Regions from separate parts of the Mus musculus genome. Here all the other regions are linked to region 1. The links are chromatin loops, found by intact Hi-C in ENCODE. Cell type or tissue: heart. All regions are shown on one strand. Each heading gives the region's core, and the rest is flanking DNA. Links, peaks and the distances in the headings are about the cores only. Region 1 holds the start of Ttc16 (tetratricopeptide repeat domain 16). Region 2 holds the start of Fpgs (folylpolyglutamyl synthetase). Region 3 overlaps Niban2 (niban apoptosis regulator 2).

Evidence for each region. Hi-C counts contacts between places; a loop is a spot of excess contacts. Peaks named below come from ENCODE experiments on the same cell type or tissue, not always from the same donor. Only the 100,000 strongest peaks of a DNase experiment are listed, where the experiment ranks them.
Region 2: a loop joins it to region 1, with 2.4 times the contacts of the local background. A loop is called at or near these places in 2 of 42 quality-filtered maps.
Region 3: it touches region 1 in a loop (4-fold over the local background); 12 of 42 quality-filtered maps call a loop at or near these places.

Annotation. Positions count from the first base shown.
Region 1 is chr2:32,766,138-32,776,750 of GRCm38, reverse strand. Ttc16 (tetratricopeptide repeat domain 16) reads left to right here and starts at 1,118. Exons shown (of 15, transcript NM_177384.3): 1 at 1,118-1,420; 2 at 1,656-1,703; 3 at 2,194-2,360; 4 at 2,679-2,769; 5 at 2,943-3,086; 6 at 4,541-4,641; 7 at 4,733-4,862; 8 at 6,485-6,699; 9 at 7,409-7,653; 10 at 7,768-7,909; 11 at 8,649-8,814; 12 at 9,136-9,278; 13 at 9,450-9,573. The coding sequence starts at 1,403. It overlaps Ptrh1 (peptidyl-tRNA hydrolase 1 homolog), which reads right to left and starts at 930. Exons shown (of 5, transcript NM_178595.3): 1 at 856-930; 2 at 228-447; 3 at 1-44. The coding sequence starts at 921. In heart, for the core only: no CTCF peak of the experiment used is centred there; DNase peaks (open chromatin) are centred at 4, 304, 1,030 and 1,842; H3K4me3 peaks cover 1,624 bases; H3K27ac peaks cover 1,011 bases; H3K27me3 peaks cover 12 bases.
Region 2 is chr2:32,693,383-32,695,882 of GRCm38, reverse strand. Fpgs (folylpolyglutamyl synthetase) reads left to right here and starts at 1,708. Exons shown (of 15, transcript NM_010236.2): 1 at 1,708-1,894. The coding sequence starts at 1,757. In heart, for the core only: a CTCF peak has its summit at 1,554; DNase peaks (open chromatin) are centred at 992 and 1,642; H3K4me3 peaks cover 1,572 bases; H3K27ac peaks cover 1,719 bases.
Region 3 is chr2:32,906,948-32,917,560 of GRCm38, reverse strand. Niban2 (niban apoptosis regulator 2) reads right to left here. Exons shown (of 14, transcript NM_146119.2): 3 at 7,584-7,712; 4 at 6,115-6,220; 5 at 4,974-5,141. Among named protein-coding and RNA genes, the nearest start is that of Gm13523, 29 kb to the right of the region's middle. In heart, for the core only: no CTCF peak of the experiment used is centred there; DNase peaks (open chromatin) are centred at 4,455, 5,083 and 5,744; H3K27ac peaks cover 1,165 bases.

The DNA.
Region 1 (10,613 bases), core at 1-2,500:
ATGGACCAGATAGATCTCCTCCGCAGTCAGCCCAAACAGCTCCGCTTGGCACAGGGAAACAACACTCTAGTTACTGCATATCTGCTCAGAGGGGTCACAACAACCCCCATATGTAAACAGGCTTCCCCAAGCCTTCACTGTAGTAATTGGGGCTCACCAGGCACTTGTCACAATTGAACCCTCTCTCTGGTCCCTGTGCCCTCTTATCCATGAAACCTACAACTCACCAGCTCGGGCTACGCTGCGCCCGTTGACGTTCATGAGGCGCCGCGGCCGGAGCAGTACCAGCTGAGCATCCCCGAGCGGGGCCAGGGCGAGGTCAGCAGCACAGCGCGAGTCACGAGTCCAATTCTCCGCCACTCCCAGTCGCCTTGCTATTTGCCCCAGCACCGCCATGCCCACACTGTGCCGGGTGCCGGGCATTCCGTGGTTCCCCAGGCCAGCCACCTGTAGGCAACACTCACTCAGGACCCAAAACATTGACCAGGAAACAGAAGCGACAGTATTGGGAAGGAGCACTTAAGGGTCTGGGAACTCCTGGAGGCCCCACCAGCCAGAGGATGCCGCTCCCTGGTGCAAGAGCAAAACTAAAAGTTTGGAGCCAGTTAGTATTGCGCCTATTTGACTAAGTAGAAAAAGGGACAACTATCCCGAAAAGATGGTTCCGAAGGTAAGGTTGCTGCTAACCCTGACAACCTGGGTTCGATCCCCAGAACCCACATGGTGGAAAGAACCCTCTCCTAAGTTGCCCTCTGACAGCCACAGGGCACATGCATACAACGCATACACTTAAATGTAAGCGTAGCTGCGGAGCCAAGCCCCGCGTCCCTGTGTAGCCACCCACGCCCCACTCACCAGCCACCGCTTCCCGGGGAACCGAGCCTCGGAAACCTGCCGGCTCAAGGCCCAACTCCGCCGCATCCCTGGACTAAAAAGACCGGACTTCAACGTGCCGACTCCCATTCACAGCCAGGACCCCGCCCCTTGACGTCAGGCATCCCTAAGCCAATAGCATCACGACATGTCCAGCGACGCCCAATCCAGGCTGGGTTTGGCGTCCGCCATGTCTCTGCGGGGCGGAAGTGGGTGGATCGCGGGCCCGGGCGAGTGTCTGGGTGCATTCCTCCGCGACGCGTCACCCTGTATGGCTCAGCCTTTGCTCGGCCTTTGCTCGAGGGCTGGTACCTCGTTAAGTTTCTACCCTGGCCCGCGTCGGCGTGCACTGCCCATAGGTTCTTTCCTTGACTTAGGCCTTGGCTTGCCTTGCTGAGTTTCTAGTGACTCTCGGAGGCGGGGCCAAGTGGGCGGGGCCTATGGACATCGTGGACCTGGTGCCTAGCAACAACGGAGCTAGGGAACCTCAGAGTATGCTTAGCCCAGAAGTTAGCCTAGAAACCTGGCCATGACAGACAGAAGCAAGGTGAGGGCTGAGAAGGGGAAAGCTGAGGCAGAGGTCGGGGCCGCAAGAAGGGCTTGAGGAAGAGCCAGTCAAGCCCTTCAGGGGAACTGGGAGAGGTCAGAGGTCATCATTTGTAGTGTGGTAGGGGAGAAGGGTGACTGGCCTCCCAGTCCTAAGGGAGAGAGAGGGCAGAGAGATTTTTTGGGGGGGTTGTTGTTGTTTTAACGTTTTGGGGTTTTGTTTGTTTGTTTTATAGACTCAGAGAACTCCATCTGCCTCTAGCTCTAGAACGGGGTTATTAAAGGTATGCACTACCGTGCCCAGCCCAAGTGGAGAGATTTTGAGGAGTGAAACACAGAACTTGAGGACTGATGAGACATAGGTTCCCCGATTCTGGTGACTATGGGAAGGGTGATCACACAGAGGTGAGAAGCCCTGGGAAGAAGTCAGGTGAAGTGCTTGCTCAATGTGACCTGACGAGTGTGAGAATCCCAGGGCGGGAGTCACAAGGAACCTTGTGCAGCAGGGTCTGAAAACGATGAGCAGCTAGAGCACAAGGTGAGAGCAGACAAAGCCCAAGAGGAGAGCAGAGGGTGCAGTGGTTCCTTGACCTTGACCACAGGACAGGGAGAGAGGCAGGGCTAGAGAAATGTTGGAGCCCTGGGGGACTGTTGAACCCCAGACTAGGTGTGCCTTCTACCAGGAGGCCTCTTCACACCTCTTCCAGTAGGCAAAGCTCCTGGGGGAAGTGTTCCTGAGGCCTTCTGAGCTTACTGCCCCTGGCTTGGTTCCAGGAGCCTCACAGTGCCCGTTCCCAGAAAACTCCAAAGCTAAAGGTTCCTGAAGCCCCAGAGAAGATCCTGCGACGCATCTTTGGGACCAGTCATGTGTTCTATGTTATGACAGATCCTACAAAACGAAGGATGATAGGATCAACAGTGCCTGCCAAAGTCAGAGAGTAGTGAGTGACTTCTTTGTCTCCAACTCCAGGTTCCTACTCTACAAAACCATTATTAATACTGGGTTCAGCTGCAAGCTGGCTGCTATCCCTCTCTGGGTCTCAGTGAACAGCGAGGGTAGAGGGATAAGGGGCTGATGCCCTGGAAGAGCTCCAGGAAGGTCAGCCTGGCCTCTGTGGAGCTCTGATGGCTTTTGCAGCCTCTTTACCTCAGCCCTCCCTCCTGCATACCCCATTCTAGCCCTGAGAAGGTCCTGGGCTGGTCCCAGATCAATACCAGATCCACTGCCTGTCCTGTCCTGTCCTGTCCTGTCCTCACAGCTATAACCAAGGCCATCAGTGCCTCCTACAAGAGGACTGGGAGATGTCTGTGCTGTTCTTCTCCCGTGCCCTCCACCTGGACCCCAAACTGGTAAGAGGAGAGTCAGAGTGGTCCCCAGGGAGCAACTGGCTGGGCATAAGTCCCCCACCCCCTGTCACTGTCAAACCTGCTTAGCCCTTCCTCCCAGGACCATCAGATTCTGGAACCACCTGGAAGGGAAGAAGTTGGAGAGGAAATAACAGCCAGGGTCTCTTTGCCTTTAGGTAGACTTCTATGTATTCCGTGCTGAGGCCTTCATCCAACTCTGTGACTTCTCCTCTGCCCTCCAGAACCTCCGCAGGGCCTACTCCTATGACCCAGGGAATAACAAGTACCTGAACCGGCTGGCCTTTGTGCTCTACCTACAGGTGCCTCAGCTGCCCCACCCGCAGGGGACTTCTCACCTTATCCCCAGCTACTGGCTTGCCCTTCACCTACAGGGAGCCTTCCTGGGATAGGATCTGAGTTCTTGGGGACTCCCGGTCTGTGCACCTGTTTACACCAGCTGCCCCCATCGCTGATTTATTAATTTAGCTGGAGGTGTCTAGAACTTCTGCAGTAAGGCTCTGACCTACCCACACTATCCAATAGGGTCACCACTGGCCACATGGAAATGTTGAGTCCTTACAGTGTGGCAAGTATGACTGAACTAAATTTTAAATTCGATTTGGGTGGGTTGGGTCCGTAAGGGGTGTGACTCAGTGGTAGGATGGCAGCTTGGCACACAGAGGGCTCTGAGTGCTGTCCCTAGTACTAAGTGGAATTTTAACTGCTTAACATTTATTTTGACATTGACTTGAGCATGTGTGCTTGTGTGTATGTGTGCATCTGTGTGCCTAGGGAGGTCAGAAGTCAGATGTCTCCTTGTACTATGTGGGTGGGCCCTGGGCATCGGCAGGCCTGATGATGAAGTGCCTGTACCCACTGAGTCATCTCAGTACCGTCAGTGTCTTTTGAAAGTTCTTTTGAAAGTCAGATATTGGCTAGAAGTTGAGTTGAGTGCAACAGTGGTAGACCATTTGCCTAGGAAAGGGTCTGAGTCCAAGCACCAGTGCCACAAAACACCAAGCCCCTCAGTTCCTACAAAGAAGCTTGGGTGGCCAGTGACACGACTGAGCAGGTAAGAGCATCTGCTTCTTAAGCCTGACTACCTCCGTGTGATAGCTGAGATGCACACGGTGGGAAGAAACCAGACTGCCACAGTTAGCTATGACTTTCACACGTGTGCTGCGGCATGTGCCTGCCCCCACACACCACAGAATAAATGCACATCATAAAAAAGAAACATTGGGCCAGACATGGTGGCTCAGGCTTGCACACTCTGCACACCAGAAACTGAGGCAGGAAGAGTCTCATGAGTTCAAGGTCTGTCTGGGTTGCATGGTTCCCGGCCAGTATGAGTTACACTGTGAAACGTTAATAAGACAAATATACCAGACAAGGCAGGAGAGCCCTCGAGGCATTCAGATAACTGATAGAACTGTTGAGGGCCTGTGTCGTGCTAGCTCACTTCCTGTGTGACCTGTGGCGAGTCACTTCACCTCCCTGATCCTGGGTTCCTTCATCTGAAATGGGGAACACTTGTGAATTCTAGACCTTTGGCCGGAGCCCCGCTGCCCTCACCTGTTGCCCCATTCTGTCTGGAATCTCTGTGTTGCTGTATTCCTCCACGTTTCTTGGTGTCTCTCTGCTCTGTATCTTGTTTCCATCTCTGTCTCTTGAAGTCTCTGTCTCTGTTCAAGTCCCTCTCCCTGTCCTCTGCCACCTGTGGAGGTCATCAGAGCTGGAGTTCTGAGCGGAGCTGACAGCCGTGTCTCCTCAGGGTCAGTGCCTGTATGAGCTGTGTGACTTCCAGGAAGCCCTCTGTGTCTTCCTGCAAGCCTCCGACCTCCAGCCCCAAAACGCTTCCTTCAGTTACCGATGGTGAGTGTCTCACACCACCACGCCCTCTCCTGGCAGCAGCCTCTTACAGCCCCAGGCTGAATGCCCTTTGCCCTCTGCCCTCTGCCCCCAGCATGGCCTGCCTGCTGGCCCTCAAGCGGTATCACGACTGCCTCGCCCTCATCACTAGGGAGGTGAAGCAGGGCAGGGCCAGCGCTGATGTCTACATCCTCCGGGCTCGGCTCTACAACTTCTTCCAGAAGGTAATGCATAGTGGGCGAGGCAAGCAGGTGCCTGGGGAGCTGCACTTCCTACCGCCAGACCCTCTGTGTCCCAAGTTGATAAAGGAGGCAAGGCCAGCTCTCCACACAGTACCTAAGGCCCCTCCCCCCCTTCATCACTCAGCCCTGACTCTGGTAGGAAGCTGAGCCATGTCCCCAGCCCTCAGCTGTGTGGCATCCAGGACACCATAGACCTTAGCGGTCGTGCTTCTTCCTCTTGCCTTCCTTCCTTCCTTTCTTTTTTTCTTTCTTTTCTGTTTGTTGTTCTGTTTTGAGTTGGTGTTGGTGTTGGTGGTGGTGGTGGTGGGGTTTTTTTGGGGGGATAGTTCTTTTGGGTTTTTGAGACAGGGTTTCTCTGTGTAGCTTTGGCTGACCTAGAACTCACAGATCCACCGCCTCTGCTGGGATTAAAGGCGTGCACTACCACGCCCAGCATCTTGCCATCCTTTCATACTTGTGCAATGGACAAGTTCTCAAGCTCCTGCCTCTCTTGTTGAGTATGGGAACAGAGAATACAGGGAACAGCTAGGGGATAGGGGATGCAGGGCACTGAAGGGAGAAGAGAACAGTCTTGGCAGTAGGGTACTCTCTGGAACAGACTTTGACCTCTAGGGGTGCTCCCAGCTGCTATGGAATTTGTCAGTTGGACAGACAGGTCCTGGGAGGAGGCAGAGTGCTAGAGGAAGGGGTGAGGGGGATGTGGAAGTGTGTCCAAAGTCCTGATGGAGCGGAAGAGGTTTCTGAACAGTGTGCAGCAGTCTAGGTAAATGGGGTGGGGTACCAACAAGATGGAGAGGAGCCAGAGAGAATGAGAGGGGGAAGGGTAGGTTCATTTCATTTAACCAGGCCAGGATGGGGAGTGGTTGAATAAGGGTGGCCAGGCAGGTTCTAGCCAGAGGCTGGGCTGTAGTGTCACACAGGTGACTCAGTGGAAGTCCCCTTCAAAGGCAAGAGTCTATTCTTCATATTTATCCCTACCTCCCCTTCTGTGGAGGATTGTTCCGAACCCAGACCTTTGCCCAGGTTCATCCCCAAGACTGCCAGGAACCCTAAAAGGAAGGTGAACAGTAAAATGGCCCAGAGGTGACTTGACCAAGGCCAGCCAGTCAGTTCTCCAGTCCAAGCCCACCCCAGCCATCCCCCAGTCCTCCCAGGTTACCCTCCAACCAGTTACCCATGGGGCAGTGAGGCGCTTGCTAAGACGGTTGACTGGGGTATACTGCACACGGGTGAAAGGCATTTGCCTACGGATAGTCTCTGCTCATACCCAGACCTCGGTCAGCCCTTGGTCACAGCTGCTGTGGTACATGGGAGGGCTAGGGAGTGGAGAAAGGATGCAGGAGATGAGGCCCCCTCACCACAGGACTCCTACTAGGAGATAAGATCAGCACAAATCACCAAGGCTGACCTGCCTCTCCGAAGTTCTACCTGGAAAGGAGCTATTGATGTGGAGGCTGGGGACTGCCTATTCAAGAGGCCAGAAATGTAGAACAGTAATGCTGGTGCCGGGGACACAGAAGGGATGCTGTGGGAGTAGCCTGTTTCCTAGAGGCCTGCCTTCCTCTTCCCACTACTGGGACAGTGCCACCCCTCCACCCTTGCAGGCCAAGCTCTGCTATCAGGACCTTCGAAGCGCCTTGCTCCTAGATCCCTTGCACGCACAGGCCAAAGGGCTACTCCAGAAGATGGTGGACCAGGCCAAGCAGTCTCTCCAAGATGCCAGCACCCTGGCCGTGCAGGGCAAGGTGCACCGTGCACTGAAGTGCATCAACTGTGCCATTGAGAACAATCCCCTGGATCCCAACTTCTTCTTCTTCCGGTACTGGGGTACAAAGGGGCTGGACCTCCTGCAGACCTGCTTCGTGGTCTCAGGAGGGTCTCTCAACCTCCCCAGACTTCAGTCTCTCTCTCTCTAACCCCTAGTAACCTTTCCCTGCTTTTGACTGTGGTCATGGCACCATAGAGGTGGTTTCCATGGTAACCTGGGAATCTTAGGCCTCCAGCCAGGCCTGCTGAGTAGTTTGTGTTGGGAGGACATGAGAGTAGAAATTGTATCTGGTCCCCCAAGGATTTGGTGCCATTCAATCTCCCTAATCCTGGATTTTCTCCTCTAGATAGTTGGCTAAAGTATGTATACAAAAAGGCCTGAACAGGGGCATGTGATGGCTCATCGGGTAAAGTAGCTTGCTGAACAAATCTGTCAGCTTGATTGAGTTCAATTTCCAGAAACCCATAAGATTCCCATAAACTAAGTACATGAAGTTATACTGAACATAGACACTAGCACATATACCACTTCCAAACTGGAAAACCATCCTTGAGAAATAACAAAATCCAGATGACTAAAAGCTTATCTAAGTAGCAATCTCAGGCCAGCTCCAGAGGACAGATCTAGGGTTTGAGGCAGAATTTATGAATATAGTCAAGGCCATGGGGTCAGAAGGTCCAGGGTGGACAGTAGCCTTCTAGCCAAATGGATTGCTTTAGTTCTCATGTCCCTCCCTGCTACCTGCCCTGCAATACGATAGGGGCACCTTGCGTAGACGGCTCCAGCAATTTGACCATGCTGTGGAAGACTTCCTGAAGGCAATGGACATGGTGACTGACACCCAGGACAACCTAGTGAAGCAGGCGCAGCGTCAGCTGCTGCTGACTTACAATGACTTTGCTGTGCACTGCTACAACCATGGTGCCTATCAGGAGGGCGTGCTGCTGCTGAACAAGGCTATCAGAGACGAGCAGAATGAGAAGGGCTTGTACATCAACCGTGGGGGTGAGCTGGGTGGCGGGCGGTTAGGCCCCTGCTAACTGCCCGAAGAGTCCAGGCTGGGCCCTAGCTTTGCTCAGGGAGTTGGGGATGCACTCAAACTTCACCCTCGGCTCCTAGATTGCTTCTTCCAGCTGGGCAACCTGGCCTTCGCGGAGGCTGACTACAAGCAAGCGCTGGCCCTGAGCCCGCTGGATGAAGGAGCCAACTTGCGCATGGGTGTGCTGCAGGAGAAGCTGGGCTTCTGCCAGCAGAAACACAGGTGCGCCACAGGCAGGTGTCAGGGGGCGTGGCTGAGGAGGGCGTGGTTTAGGAGGGCGTGGCTAAGGGCAGTGCTGAGGGGGCGGGGGTGGGGTGGGGGGTGGGGCTCACCAGAAGTCAGAGTTGTCTTCTGGACAGAGATTTTATTCACATCTTCACACAAAAATAATTTGATTATTTTAGTAAATTAAGCTTTTTAATGAAAAAAAAATATTCATGCATGTGTGATTCAGAATGTTATTTTCAAGGCCTACCTACCTTCCCAACTAGCCTCCCTCTAAAGACTCCTCTAAAGACTTAGATTGGTTTCCAGCACCCACGAGGCCACTCAGTTATCTGCTATCCCATTTCCAAGTGATTGATTAGGCATGCAGATGGTGCACAACATACTTGCAGGCAAAACAGCCATACAGTTGTAAATGTTAGGGCCAGGTGGAGTGGCCCATGCTACTTGGAAGGCAGAAGCAGGCAGATCTTTAAGAGTTCAAGGCTAGCCTGGTCTACATATTGAGTTGCACTAAAGTCAGGCCTATATAGGGAGACCCTGTCTCAAAAATTTTAAATAAGACAAAAAAAATTAGGGTATACCAAAGTTATAGTACTCAACTGTCAGGTCCATCAAGAAGAGACAGAAGTGGGTGGGCAAAGGCGACCAGGAGTGGGGCCCCCTAGTTTCCCTCCTTGGCCTGTAGCCACCATCTTTCCTGGAGGTTCATGGCAGCCTTGGGCATTTCCCTCAGGCAGTTCCAGACAGCAGAGGAGCACTTCTCGGAGGCCATAAGGCACAGCCCTCAGAAACCACAGTACTACCTGCACCGGGCCAAGTGCCGACAGTTCCTGCAGAACACTCTGGGGGCCCGCCTGGATGTCGCTACTGTACTGCTTCTCAATCCCGAGTATCCCAAGGTGGGCTCCTGACGAGCCAGAGAGGCTCTTATCCTGTCCCCGAGAGAGACTGGTGGCATTGAGCTGCTCCCCCTACTAGCCCTCCTCCTCACTGATGTTACCTTCCCCCTCCTGCCCCTCGGGTGCAGTGAGACTCAAGCTCTGTTGTTCAGAAGCAGTTCAGAACTGTCCTGTCTGCCTCCCCACTGGGGAGCTGTCCATTGCTCATGCTCTCCTCCTCCTGGGTTAAAAGGCCCTAGCTTAGGAAGTCTACGGAGGCCTCCTGTGTTCATCCGAGGTCACGGTGGCACTAACCTTCTGTGCGCTGTTCCGACCCGGCAGATGGCTGCAGTGATGAACACCCTCTTTCCTAGCATGACTGTGGAGAATGTGCTTAAGTCCCAAGTGGCCGAACTGGCCAAGCTCCAGCTAAGTCGGATGATAGAAAATGGGCCGAAGAACATCTACCCTCAGAGCACTGTGGTGTAAGCTTGTGTGTGGAACGGAGACTTGTGGCCAAGGGTAGGAACTGGTGGGGACTCAGAACGCCTCTGGTCCAGCTGTTCTGAAGGGCTTGCACTGCCTGGTCTCTGGGGACAGCAGTTCAGATTCCAGAGACTGATAAAGGGCCCCCGGGACCATAACTTACTTGACAGGCAGCGGTTATTGGAACGCAGGAAAGCCCAAGTCCTGGTGAAGCTCTGGAAGCAGGAACGTCTTGGGACCCCTGAAGAGGAAGTGACTCTTTACCAGGCTCCGCAGCTGGCAGAGGAAAAAAAGGTGAGTGGAAGGCCTGAGGCGCCTGGAGTCTAATGTGAGCCTGCCCTACCCTCATCTGAGATGGAGACCTAGAAGTAAGGGTGGCCCTGTGCTTGTGCATGATCAGACCCTGCTCGGGGTCTGCCTTGCCCTCCTTACTAAACTGGCCCTATGGTCTTTCCATTGTCTAGCATAGAAAAAACACTGGGGGCGGGGGGGGGGGGAGAGCAGATGGCTCGTGCTGTATGTGTGTTGTCTGTGCAGGACGTATGCCCACGTGGAGGCCTCAGGGGGATGTTGGGTGTCCTTCCTTCCCTATCATTTTCTGCCTTATTGAGACTAAGGCGGCCTCAGAAACCTCCTGTCTCCACTTCCTCCTCTCCATGACAGTGCCAGGGCTAAGGTGCATATAGCCATTCCAGGTTATGTGTATGTGCTGGGAATGTCAGCTCAGGCGCTCAAGCTTGCATAGCAGGTGCTTGACCCACACATCTTCCCTGTCTGTTAGTATTGCTTTTCCCAACAGGGTCTTACTACATAGCCCTAGCTTGCCTGGAATTCACTATATAGACAAAGCTGGCTTTAAACTCAACAGAAATCTACCTGCCTCTACATCCCTAGGGCCAGGATAAAAGGTGTGTAACCCCTACACACACACACACACACACACACACACATTTGTTTTCGAGACAGTGTCTTGCTATGTAACTCAGCTGACCTAGAACTTATGTAGCTTAGGCTGGCCTCAAACTGACAGCAGTCCTCTCGCCTTAAAAGTGATGGAACTACAGGCATGAGCCACCACACCCATTTTTAAGTGCACAAGTGAAGGGATAGCTGAATTTTCACAAAAGGAGTGTGCTATGGCCTCAACACCCAAGTCAACAAACACATTCTCAGCTCCCAGAAGGCTGTTTGGGCATGCACCCTCTTAGACCCCTGACCCACCCCCAACTTCTGCACAAGGCTGCCCCGATTCCTAACGCTATATGTGATCTCTGGGTCCTTTCCCTAAGTGTTGTATTTATAAGGGTCACGCAGCTGAAGTGAGAGCTGCCCCG
Region 2 (2,500 bases), core at 1-2,500, 81 kb after region 1:
GAGCACTGAGCTGTGGAAGTGAAAGCAGGACCAGGAGTTTAAAGTGATCTTTTGCCACATAAAGACTCTGAGACTGGCTAGGTGCAGCTATGGTGTCTCAGGTCCACCTGGGTTACAGATGAAACTCCATGGGGGCGGTGTGGGGGGAGTGGGCCAAGAATGAGTGAGGCTGTTCACTGAAATATATGCTTGGACACTTTGATTCCAGCACTCAGGAGGCCAGAGCAAGGAGATGTCTGTGAGTTTGAGGCCAGGAGTACTTTCAGAGAGCAAATGTCTAGATTTCTCCCCGAACAGTCCTTGCTTATTTAAAATAGAAATCTCTGCTAAATATTTAAGCCCAATGTAGAAAAGCAGGAGAGATTGAAAACCCATTGCTGTTGTCCAGTGCCTTCCACAAATGGAAGTACCTCACCTACAATAAGGTGAGACTACTGTTCCCTCCCCCAGAGGGCCCTCAAATCCACTTTCTACCACGGGGGAGTTTCCAACGCCCCAATAAGATTACACACCTTCCCCTAAAGCCAGCAAATTTACTCCAATTTATTTATTTATTTGTTTGTTTGTTTGTTTGTTTGTTTTCGAGACAGGGTTTCTCTGTACAGCCCTGGCTGTCCTGGAACTCACTCGGTAGACCAGGCTGGCCTCAAACTCAGAAATCTGCCTGCCTCTGCCTCCCGAGTGCTGGGATTAAAGGCGTGCGCCACCACTGCCCAGCCAAAATTTTTTTATCTTTACTTAATATTTTTGCCTGTTTGCATTGTGCTTTTGGAGGCCAGAGTCGGGTCAGATCCCCAGTTTGGAGTCTACAATTGTGAGCCGCAGTGTGGGTCCTAAGACTTGAACCTTGAGACTTAACCACTGAGCCATTTCTCCAAACCTAATTTCATACGGGGCTCCAGGTCCCTGCTGATGAAGCATCCCGGGAGCAACCCGGTCCAACCAAATGGAAGTCTTTCCCACTGTCTCCTTCTTAGCCTGGAAATCCCCCCCCCGAACCCCACAGGCCTCGATAGGGGTGTCATTCTTCCGGGAAGTCTTCCTAGGCTTCTAGAGTGAGTTAAGAGTCTGGAGAGGCCGGGCGTGGTGGCACACGCCTTTAATCCCAGCACTTGGGAGGCAGAGGCAGGCGGATTTCTGAGTTCGAGGCCAGCCTGGTCTACAGAGTGAGCTGCAGTTCAGCCAGGGCTGTACAGAGAAACCCTGTCTCGAAAAACCGAAGGGGAAAAAAAAAAAAAGCCTGGAGAGACGGGGTCATATTCTTGACCGAAAAGGCTGCATCCCCACTGTCTGCGTGAGCCAGGACATTTCGGTGCTGGGAATTGATGACACAGGCATCTGCCAGCCCTGTAATTCTATTCCAGCTCAGAGCTTCTCTGCCAAGGAGTCGGGACTGAGAACTGCTGGCTCGGATTGGCTATTTTTGGATGTACAGCGAAGTCCTTAAGACCTGGCACAGACCTGTGGAGGATAGCGACGAAAAGAGTACAGAGTTCCTTTAAGATGGAGGACCCCCTCCCAGGAACACCCTCTTCCCTCCACCCTCCCCGGCAGAGCGCCCCCTAGAAGCATGGCGAGAGCAGCGCACCTCCGGACCATCTGCCCCTCACAAAGATGGCCGTGATAAGGCGCTGCTTCTCATTGGTCCGGGAAAATCTAGAGACTCGGATTGGTGGGTCTTAGGATGGCGTCAGGGCGGGGCGGGGCGAAGCGGGGCGGCTCCGGCCCAGGCCTAGCTTGCGGTGGCATTAAGACTATGTCGTGGGCGCGGAGCCGACTGTGCTCGACTCTGTCCCTGGCAGCTGTTTCTGCGCGTGGTGCAACGACGGAGGGCGCGGCGCGGCGGGGGATGAGCGCGTGGCCAGCGCCACAGGAGCCGGGCATGGAGTATCAGGTTTCTGACCGTTCCCGCGGGCAAACGGTCCCGTACTGACACGTGGGCAGCACCGGAGCCTTGCTCCGCTCTCCGCCAGCTGCTGGGGGCACCGGAGCATGAAGTTGCGGGGCTCGAGAGGCGGGGACATCCCAGAGCCCAGGGGAGGTGACAGAGACCGGAAAGTTGAGCTCAGGTGGCCCGATGTGGGAATTCTGAGAGCGCGTGTCCGGTGTTGCAGAGGGAATGGGCGCAGGTGACACACCAGAACGTCCAGAATCTGAATTGAGTTTTAGAAGTTCCAATGCAGGGCAATGCAGGATGAAGGGAAGGGAGGAGTTCTGGAGTACAGAGTGGAAGTACCCAGGAGGATCTGGGATTGGGGTCTCCAAGACTCGAAGACTGGAATCTAAGTATTCAGAATTGACCGGCGGGCAGGCAGAAAAAGAGGCAATAAAGAGACCAAGAATCTAGAACAAACTGTAGATTACAAACTGTGCCAGGGTCAGTTGTCAATGACCAGAACTTAATGCTGGCCAGGCAGGTGGCACCGGTTTAGGGCTGTGAGGCTTCCAGCCAAGCCTTGAGGATAAGAGGGCAGGCGACCCAGCTGGTGCCCGAAAGGAA
Region 3 (10,613 bases), core at 3,743-6,242, 140 kb before region 1:
GAGGCTCGGGGCAGAGCAGAGGTGTATCAGCAGAAGTAGTACCCAAGTCAGGGCAGCCAATGTGGGCCTGAGAGGAAGCCCCAGCCAGGCTCTCAGAAGGACACGCTCTCCTGGAGTCTGAGTTCTGTCTGGGAGATCTGGCAATATATAAATTACCAAGGCTAGAAATTTCCATCCTGCGTGTAGCAAGGAAGATGCAACGAAGCAAGCGAGCGTGCAGGTCAAGGGTGCCCCAGCAAGGGAGGGTGGCTTGGTGGGTGGCACAATGGGCGGGGCAGCAGCAGGGATGCTCCCAACTAAGGACCTTCCCCATTCTGCACAACCAGCTACTTGTGAGCCTGCTGTGTTCACGGGCAACGCACCCCAGAACAGGGCTGAATTTAGAACAACTCATCTTTCCTAAGAGCGAAGCTCAACAGAGAGGTCAGGCTGAGCCACATCTAGTTAAACCGATATCTTCATGAAAAAGGAAATTTTGATTTTATTTTTGGTTTTTCAAGACAGGGTTTCTCTGTGTAGCCTTGGCTGTCCTGGAACTCCCTCTGTAGACCAGGCTGGTCTCAAACTCACAGAGATCCACCTGTTTCTGCCTCTGCCTCCGGAGAGCTGGGATTAAAAGCATACTTATCCACTGCCCAGCTTCAAATTTATTTGTTTTAGTGTGCATATGTGTGTGTATATGTATGTATGTATGTATGTATGTATGTAAATATATGTGTGTGTATATGTGTATGTGTGTGCGTATATGTGTGTGCGTATATGTATGTATCTGTATGTATATGTGTCTATGTGTATGTATGTATGTGTATATATGTGTCTGTGTATGCATGTGTATGTATGTGTGTATGTATATGTGTGTATGTATGTATGTATGTGTGTGTATGTATGTGTGTGAATACATGTGTATGCTTTCACTCATCCATGTATGTCCATGTTGAGGCCAAAGGTCAATGTGAAGTGTCTTCTACCATTCTCCATCTCATTTATTTTTAAATTTAATTTAATTTTATGTGTATGAGCATTTTGCCTGCATGCATGTCTAGGTACTAGACATAGGAAACTGGATATGAGCCACATGTGGGTGCTGGGAATCGAACCCAGGCCCTCTGGAAGGCAGCCAGTGCTCATAACCACAGAGCTGTCTCAGCCCCTCCACCTTATGTTTTTAGACAGAGGCTCTCACTGAACCTGGAGTCCGTGTCAGCTGGGCTGGCTGGCCAGGGAGCCCCTGGCGTCTGCGTCGGACTTTGATGTGGCTGTTAGGGATCCAGACTCAGACCCTCCGGCTTCACAGCAAAACTTCATTCACCGAGGCTGCCCTGTGCTCGCTCCCTCGCTCCCTCACTCCCTCACTCCCTCGCTCCCTTGCTCCCTCGCTTGCTTTTGAGACAGCCTTAGCCCAGAATGGCCTGGAACTCACCATGCTGCTCCCATCTGAGCCATCACACCTCTCCCAGAAAGGAGGGGATGGATGGTCTACTGGAAGCAGACTCACTATGTAGTCTTGGCGTTGAGTTGACAGAGATCTGAGGCAGAATGATCACTCTGAACATAGAAGTTTGAGGCCAGCCTGGACAAGACTCTGCCTCAGAAAAAAGGAAAAAAGAAAAACCAGTGTGTTCAGCAGAGGAATGAGCCTGCTACAGACACCAACCTGGTCCTCTCCAGTCTACTGGACTAGAAGAAAGCACATTTCTGTTGTGTAAGCCACCCAGGCCCAGCCTGAAACTTCACTTGCATCAGCCCATTTCATCCTTAAAGGAGGGGGAATGGGATGGAGTGGGGGCTAGTCTCAGCTTCAAAGAAACTGAGGTTCTAGCACGTGTGCAGTGTGTCTGGTGGTGATGTGTATCATGCCTGCACTGAGGGAGGTGGGGGGGGAGTCAAGGCAGGAGGAATACAGCAAGTTCAAGGCCAGCCCAGGTTAAGTATCAAGACTGTCACAAATATCAGGACATTTGGAAAGACGGCTCAGCGGTTAGGAGCACTGACTGCTCTTCCAAAGGTGAGTTCAATTCCCAGCAACCACATGGTGGCTCACAACCATCTGTATGGGATCCAGTGCCCTCTTTTGGTGTGTCTGAGGACAGCAACAGTATATTCATATACATAAATTAATACATCTTCAAAAAATAATTTAAAAAAAACTGTCTCAAATCGAGACTAGGATGGGCAAAGCCACTGACTTTCAAGCACATGGCTGGGGGTGGGGGCTAGTTAAATGGGGCTGGAACCCAGGACCTCCTTAGTCTAGGCAGAGCCCAAGCCGGAGCAGGACATGGACACCAGGCCTAGGACAAAAGTGAGTGCCCTGCTGCCTCCTGACACCCCCACTGCTCCAGGAATGCAGCGTGTGAAGGGGGCCCTAGCCAGGCTAGCCGCCACCCACCTTGGCCTCCTTCCCTGACCCATCCACCCCCACTTCCTGGCAGGGCCAGGACTGAGCAATTCCAGGCCCCATGAATTCCAGGCCCAGTCTCAACAGGGGAGGAAGCAGAGAACTTTCTCACAGTCCTGGGTTGGAGGGAAGGGCCATGCCTGGAACTGGCCTTGTCAGTTCCTGCAGGGGGTAAAGAGAGCTGGCCTGGGGGTGGGACTTTCTGTCACAGTCTTTTATGTGTCCACTCCAGCCCAGGACACACAGAACCTTCCAGCTTGCTGTGTGCCAGACTGGAGGCTCACAGCTCTGAGCCAGCTCATCCCCCCCCCACACACACCAATATTCCCAGTCCCTACTGTAATATCCCACGGGGAACTGAACAGTGTCCCCTTCCTACTCAGTCCTGTCCTCACCCTTCCCCTACCTGACCTAGGGTCCCCTACTCGGTCACAGCAGGTAAGCCAGCAGCCCTGGGAACTTTCAGAGGACTCATGGGCCAGCAAGGAAGGAGGGTGTCCCAGGCCAGGCAGCCAGAGCCTGAGCCAGAGCCACAGCCCCAGGGACCTGGGAACAGGAGCTCTTTGTGGGCAGCAGGGCAGGGCCCAGCCCAGGTGGCAGGGCTTGGCCTGGCTGAAGAGCCGGTTGCCTCCCAGTGGACAGATGCCAGAGGGTGGAGGCCTCTGTAGAGAGGTGGGGTGAACTGGGTTCAGTCAGGTGCCCACGCTCCCCTCACTACGAGGTAGAGCTGTGCCTGAGAGCAAGGTAAAGCCGCTCTGGGCCTCCCTCTGCCTCTGGGACCACATCAGCAGGACAGGGCAGAAAGGCCTTCACTACTACCTCACACTGGGGGACAAGCCTAAACGTTTATAATTCCTCAGAACTCTAGAAGGCCCTTCCAGACCTGGCCTGATGGCTCCCCTCCAGCCTCACTTCGTCTCTCTCTGTCTGTCTCTGTTGTGTTCTCTCTCTCTCTCTCTCTCTCTCTCTCTCTCACACACACACACACACACACACACACACAGTATTGTCTCTGTTCCCAGCCACCCTTTATGGGGGCCACAGCCTCTTTCGGGGAGCACTTGCCCAACCTTGCCTATCCATCACCTCCACAGGTGGAGCCTACCCCATCACCTCCTCCCTCCATTCAGGGCAGCACCTCCCCCAACACATCCCCCAGTGCCCAGCACAAAGAACACCATCCTGAGCAGGGCGTGGTGGCGCACGCCTTTAGTCCCAGCACTCGGAAGGCAGAGGCCCGTGGATTTCTGAGTTTGAGGCCAGCCTGGTCTACAGAGTGAGTTCCAGGACAGCCAGGGCTACACAGAGAAACCCTGTCTCGAAAAACCAAAAAAAAAAAAAAAAAAAGAACACCATCCTGGCCGCTCATCTGTGCCCCATCTGTCTCTCCATCACACAGCTGGCTGTATGGGGTAGGGTGCGTGCCTTGCTCTTCCTTCATCAGCTCAGAATAGAGGCCATAAATGTTAGTGGAACGCATGAGTGAGCCGAAGGGTCAGAGCGTAGGTTTACAAATGAGGGGAGGAGAGAGGAGCCTTTCCAGATTACTATGTGTAAAGAAGGAAAGAAACTACATCATAAGAAATATTTTGGTGTGTAATGTGACAGGATCCCAGTGTAGCCCAGGCTATCCTAGAAACACTACATAGCCCAGGCTAGCTCTGGAATTCACAGGGATCCTCCAGAAACCATTATATCCAGCTATAAAAAACAAAAATCTTGACCAATCACAAGCAGACTCGTGCTCCAGTACCCTCAAATCCACAGGCACACTTATCACTGTCTTACTTAGAACCCAAGAGGGAAGCCAGTCTCCATGCAAGTTAACCTTGGTTGTCAGTGTGACAGTGTTTAGAATCACTGTGGAAACAAACCTCTGGACATATCAGAGAGGAAGTTTCTAGAGTAGGCTAGCTAAGGTGGAAGAGTCCCCGAAATCTGGGTGGCGCCCCATGCGTTGGGCTTCCAGACTGAATAAGAAGGGAGCAGAGAGCAGCGTCCATTGCTCTCTGCTTTCTGACTATAAACGCAGTGCACCTCATACATATACCATGCCCTCCCCGCCACAGTGGACTACAGTACCCTGAAAGGAAAGACAAAATAAACAACAGTAACATCAATTGCTAGAAAGCAGCAAAATCCGGGCAGCGGCAGTGCATGCCTTTAATCCCAGCACTCAGGAGGCAGAGGCAGGTGGATCTCCGTGAGTTCAAGGCTAGACTGGTCCACAGTGAGTTCTAGCCCTAGACTGGTCCACAGTGAGTTCTAGCCAAGGATACAGAAAAAAACCCTGCCTCAAAAAAAAAAAAAAGTGGCAAAATCAAAATGATTTTGGGATTGGGGGTCCATGGGATCAACAGTCACAGCGTTCTGAGAACAGTTTTGTAATGTTCCCTTGGCAACACAAAAGTATTTCATCAAGGAAGACTATTAAGAGTGATAATCAAGAGTTTCTTACAACCTCAGCAGGGAAAAAATGTGAGCAGATCCTAGAGCAAGCTAGCCATTCCATACGCAACCACTAGGTGTCGCCATCTAGCACATTAGCAAATACTGCCGCCTGCTGGCGTCTCACCGTTGTTGCAGTGTCGAACGCAATCCTGAAGCACTGCCTGCCACTTGTCCTGCTCCGCTTCTGTCATCATGCAGAAGTAATAGTGTCGGGCGTAAGGATGCCACAGGATGAGAGGGAACTGCGTTGGGCACTTAAGGATGGGGGTGGAGCCTGATTTCGATGTGGTCCCTGTAGAGAGATGTGAACAGCTGCGCTGAGGCCTAGAGAAGACACCCTGTCCTGGGGACGTCACATCAGCAAGGAAGCAGCTCGCCTTCATTTTGACCCCATGGCCCAGCCACAGTAACTGAGAAACCTGGCATCGGTGTGGATTCTTTTCCTAGAACTGGAAACAGGTGACATCTACCTTGCTCGTGTGTAAGACACTATGACACGATCAGGCTCGTTACGTTCTTAAGTTTCTCTTCAAATTTCAATGGCAGAGGCCAAGCTGGTGGTTTAAATATCCAGGAAAGAAGGGAGGCATGTGGGCAAACAAAATAAATACAAAGGAATTTTTCTCTATCTCTTTGGCTCTCGGTGATATTTTAGATCCAGCAAGATAGCAGGCCCTGGGCTCACTGCTGTGGTCAGTAATATACATGACAGTAACAGTTGTGCGTGGCCCAGCTCTGGGTGGCTGGGATAGGACAGTTGCTCACACAGCCCACCCAAGGCCCTCGGGCTCCCTCAGCGCCAGGGTTCAATTGATGCGGAGGAACCTGATGTCAGGGGAGGAGGGGCTTAAAAGGACTGAGACAGTCCTGGAACCTAGGAAGTTGGATCCCTGCCCAGCATCTACTGCCACATAAGCTTCAGTCCCAAATCCCAGGTGGGGACTGTGTAAGCCTCTGGAAGCCTCAGCAGGCTGAGAAGAAGAGGAAAAAACCCTTGGCACCGCATTGCAGAGTTATCATCATCTTTCCCTGGGCCAACCGAGTCTAGGTCTAGACCCTATCTATACACAACCTGGGGACTCCACCTTGTAGGCCTTCGAGTCTCCTCTTTGGGGGCTCGGGTTGTTCAAGAGATGTGTAGACATTCTAAGCCCCGCTGGCTGTGCTGCAGAATGGCGCCCAAGCACAGGCTCAGGTCATCCCCTTCCCTGGCCGATCCTTAGGCCTACACAGGACAGGATGGCTGGAGACCACTGGTTCTTTACCTGGCAGGGAATTGCCGACCAGCTCCAGATACTGGTCGACAGAGGTGAGAACCTTGTAGCCCGCGCTGTTGATGACGGCCCGGGGTGGTATCTGCCGCTCATAGGCCTGAAGAGAGCAAGAGAAATGGGGCCTCAAGGTCAGAATGTTGTCAAACACAAACCTCGCTTCCAGTTGGCCCCATGGGCTACTCAGCTACTAGTTCAAGGTTTGGAGGTGGGTACTAGATGAAGAAGGAGCAGCCACATAAAATGTTCAGCGCAGTGCCTTAGCATGTAAGGAGCCATGCTGGGGCAGCTGCCTATTAGTGACACTGATGGCTGTCACTAATACCTCTGTGACCAGAGTCTACATTGTGCTGGGGACACTGCATGCTTCGTTTCTCAGGAGGTGGCTCCTTCCAGTTCACATCGATAGGAAGTAGATGTTGGCCATGAACCAGGACTGTCCCCAGAACCCAAGGTCTCTGACCACTGCCTTGGCTCCAAATGTCTAGGCTCTGAGCATCACAGTGCTTCAAAGGAGACTCCGAGCATGCAGCTCTCCTTGATACAACGGGGAGGGTACTCTGCTCACTGGGGGCAGACAGATCTGCTCTGAAACAGGTCAGACAGGCCTCTCTTTAGGGCGGCGCTGGACAAGTGTTTGGCCGATGAAATAAAGTTTGTAATATAACCAGGTGGGACTTCCTGGAGGGGCCCAAAGCAAAGGCTCACAGTCAGTCCCCATCTCTTCTCAGACACATCAGAGCATGGAGGATTGGGGAGATTTCAGGAACCCCATCCAGAGATGGCACAGAGGGCCAGACTGCGCGGCACTGGCAGAAGGAGCCGGGTCTGGGAGAGGTGGGAGGAGACTGAGGCAGGCAGAGGGTGGGCTCTGTGGTGATGCTGGGATTTTTAGTGCTTGGCAGTGACCAGAGAGCAGGGTGATCTCAAGGAGGGCTTAAGAGGACAGAGGGACACAGGATGAAATGACTGAGAGGACAGACAGTGGGACGCAGGATGAAATGACTGAGAGGGGAGCCCGAGGCCAAGCAGACTTGGAGAAATGCAGAAGGATCAGGAAGGTTGCTTTGGTCCTGGAACTTCCATGGAGAGATGGCCCGTGGTAGGCATGAAGGGGAAGGCGTGGTGTCCGGAGCCTCAGATGGTGGAATAGGGTCGCCAAGTAAGAACTAGGTAAGTGGGCTGGAGAGATGTCTCAGTGGTTAAGAGCACTACCTTCTCTTCCAGAGGACCTGGGTTCAATTCCCAGCACCCACATGGCAGCTCACACCTGTCTGTAACTCCAGTTCCAGAGGATCTGATGCCCTCATATAGACACATATGCAGGCAAGACACCAATGTACATGAAATAAAATAAATTAATTTTTTTTCAAAAGTTTAAAAAAAATAGCTATGTAAGCCTGGAGGAGGGTGAGCGGCTGCCAGGAGCGTGGGGAAGGGTGGCTGGCTCACCCCGAACTCACCACTTTGTTCTCATATAGCACCAGCCCATAGTTATGGGGCACCAGGCTGAAGCGGTTTCTCCACTTCTTATTGTCTTCCTGGTACTGGAAAAGGTTTCCGGAGAAGATGATGCGTTCATCCAGGGGCACCTGTGGGCAGGAGGGAACAGGGGCGGTCCCAACAAGGTGGGAGCACAGCCATCAGTGCCTGGGTTATATAACTCCTCATGCAACACACACACATACACACACACACACACACACACACCACCACCACCACCACCACCACCACCACCACCACCACCACCACCACCACTACCACCACCACCACTACCACCACATCCCTGACCTCGTTGGGACTCCGAAGCAAGACTGCACTGTACCCACTGCACAGATGGAAGCCTGAGGTTCAGGGTAGTGAGGTGCTTACTCAGGGTTCAAATAGGGTAAGAGTGGAACCCAGTCTGGACATTCATTCAGAGCCATGCCAGACTAGGGGTCCTGGGAAGGCAACCAAGCGGTCAGCAGGCTGCTTCCCCTAGCTACCTGCCACTGTTACCCAGGGCTTTCGCCTAGCTGGAGGCCACACCCACAGGCCACACTGGATGGTCCTAATGCCTGGGAAAGCCTCTGCCAGCTCTGGGCCTCAGTTTCCCCTCAGTGCAATGAAGACTTGAACTTGTATCCAGAGCTTCCCAGCTTGGCCAAGCTGGCATTCCTGAGTCTGGGTAGGCAGAGATGCTAGGCCAGCATCCAGGCAGAGAGGAGACCTGTGTGGGCTGTAGACACACTGGGACAGTCCTGTGAAACCCCACAAAGACGAGGGGGCCAGCAGCGGCTAGTTCCCTCATCTGTAAACTAGGGACAGTAGCTGACAAGAAGGAGGTAGGCACCAGGCAAAGCACTTGCGAGCAGACAAAGAGTGGCCACGCCAGGAACCTGCCAAGTGCAGGAGATGCACTCCAGCACTCCCAGCTTCCGGACTGATCTGGACATTGGAGGTGGGATGTATTTACACCAAGGGTGGGGGCCGAAGCTGAAGCTACGGATCACGGAAGCTTCTGGAAGGGAGGGACAAAAGCTGCAATGGACTATGGGAGCCAGAAAAATCTAGAGATTGCCAATTCTGGGCAAGTTCTGTTTATTCTATGATAAGCACGGTACCAGTTACAAAATGGACGAGTGCTATATGTATCGATGGGGGGAAAAGTGTGACTTTGCGTGCCCGCTCTGAGGCCTCTCAGAATGCAGGGGCCCCTCCTGCCTTCTTCCCTGGCCCCTTTCCCTAGCTGCCCCCTGCTGCTCCTCAGGGGAAAGCTGCACTCCTAAAAGGAGAGCCCATTGTGCTCAAACAATAGAACCCAAGACCAGTTTCCTCTCCAGAAGAAAATATTTACAGGAAAAAAAAAGGGTCTGCTCCCCTCCCCCTACACGGGCTCTGCCCAAGAGCGGAGACTCCCACTTGGTGGTCTATATTTAGACTTCTGAAACCCAGCCCTCCAATCTGTCTTTTCTAGAAAGAGCAGCCAGGGTTTTCCTAACACCCTGGAAAGACCCCGCCCCGCTAGCTCAGCTGGGCATGTTTGGTGAACCGGAAGGCCCCGAGACTGGGGACAGCCTTACAGGGACTGCAGAGGCAATGCCTGAGCCCTGAAGACAGACTCTGCACCCCTCCACCCAGCATACCCCCCCCCCCAGATCCTGAGCCACCTTCCTCAGGCTGCCTGGCTGCTGCCTTAGATTTTATTTTGAAGATTTTTCTTCAAAGGTAAACTGAGGTGTTACAAGGAAGCCTGTAATCCCAGGTTCAGGAGGGAGGTAGAGGCAGAGGGACATCCTCTACTACAAATGGAGTTTGAGGTTAGCCTGAGCTACACAAGACCCTATCTCAAAAGGGGAAAATTGGTTTTGTTTTTTGGTTTTTGTTTTTTGGGTTTTTTTCAAATGACAGAGTCCTGTTTTGAGCAGGCCTGCAGAAGGTACAAAATATTTCAGACGCCACAACTCAGGGCCAGCCTGGCCACCCCTCACAGGTGCCAGAGAAGCGACTCCCCAGCCTCAGCCCCAACCCCAGCCCCTCTGTTCCCCAGTGACCCTCAGAGCAAGGAGTAGACAAGAGACTGAAAGAAACTGTTCATCACAAAACAACTATTGATTGCTTTGCTTGCTGGGGTGTGAGGTGAGTTTACAGCAGACTGGCCTTGAACTTGGGCTGTTCTGGCCTCGGCCTCCTGAGTGCTGGGATCACAGGCCAGCCACCTCACCCAGACCCACTTGCTCTTATTACGGCAATAATTGTTTCTTTAGAAAATGACTGTGATCGTTCTGGTGACTAATGTGATTTCCCTTCTATCGGTGTCATGACTTCACGTGGTGGTCAGGCTCATGAGACACCAAGGATCTCAGGGACCATGAGCACCTTCAGGCCACTGATCTGCCTACATAGCCTGTTTGGCGGGATGAGCACACAGCCCTGTGAGCATGACAAGCCAAACACAGAAAATGCTTAACACAGCACCAGCTCCCACTCGCCCTGGGCTCTTGGGAACCGGGCTGCCTGCACTGTTTGTTTTTGTTTGGCTTTGTTCTTGTTTTAAAACAGGGTTTTAGGATATAGCCCTCCTTGGCCTAGTGCTTACTCTGTGTCACCACACTGGATTTGCCTGTGACCTTCATTCTAGATAGGAGAAGTAGCCGAGGCCCTGCTCATCTGGGCTGAATTACAGGTGCAGGAGGACACCTGCCAGGCCTGAGAGCGGCCATATCCAAACACCCCTTCTCTACAGTCAGTCATGACACCCGGAGCGGAGACAAACAGCCCAGCCTTTCTCTCCTCCCAGGGCAGGCTGAGATGGGGGAGAAAGGATCGTAGGCTAGGAATCTAAGCCAGCTCTGTCTGCCCCCAGAGTCACTGGGCTAAGTTTGGAACTTTTTGTACATAAAGACTCCTTCTGTCTGTCAGTCCCTTCCCTCTGTCTGTCAATCCCGTCTCACAGGCAACCCCTCCCCACCCCCCAGGGCCTTGCTGAAGCAGCCTTCTCCAGACCAGTT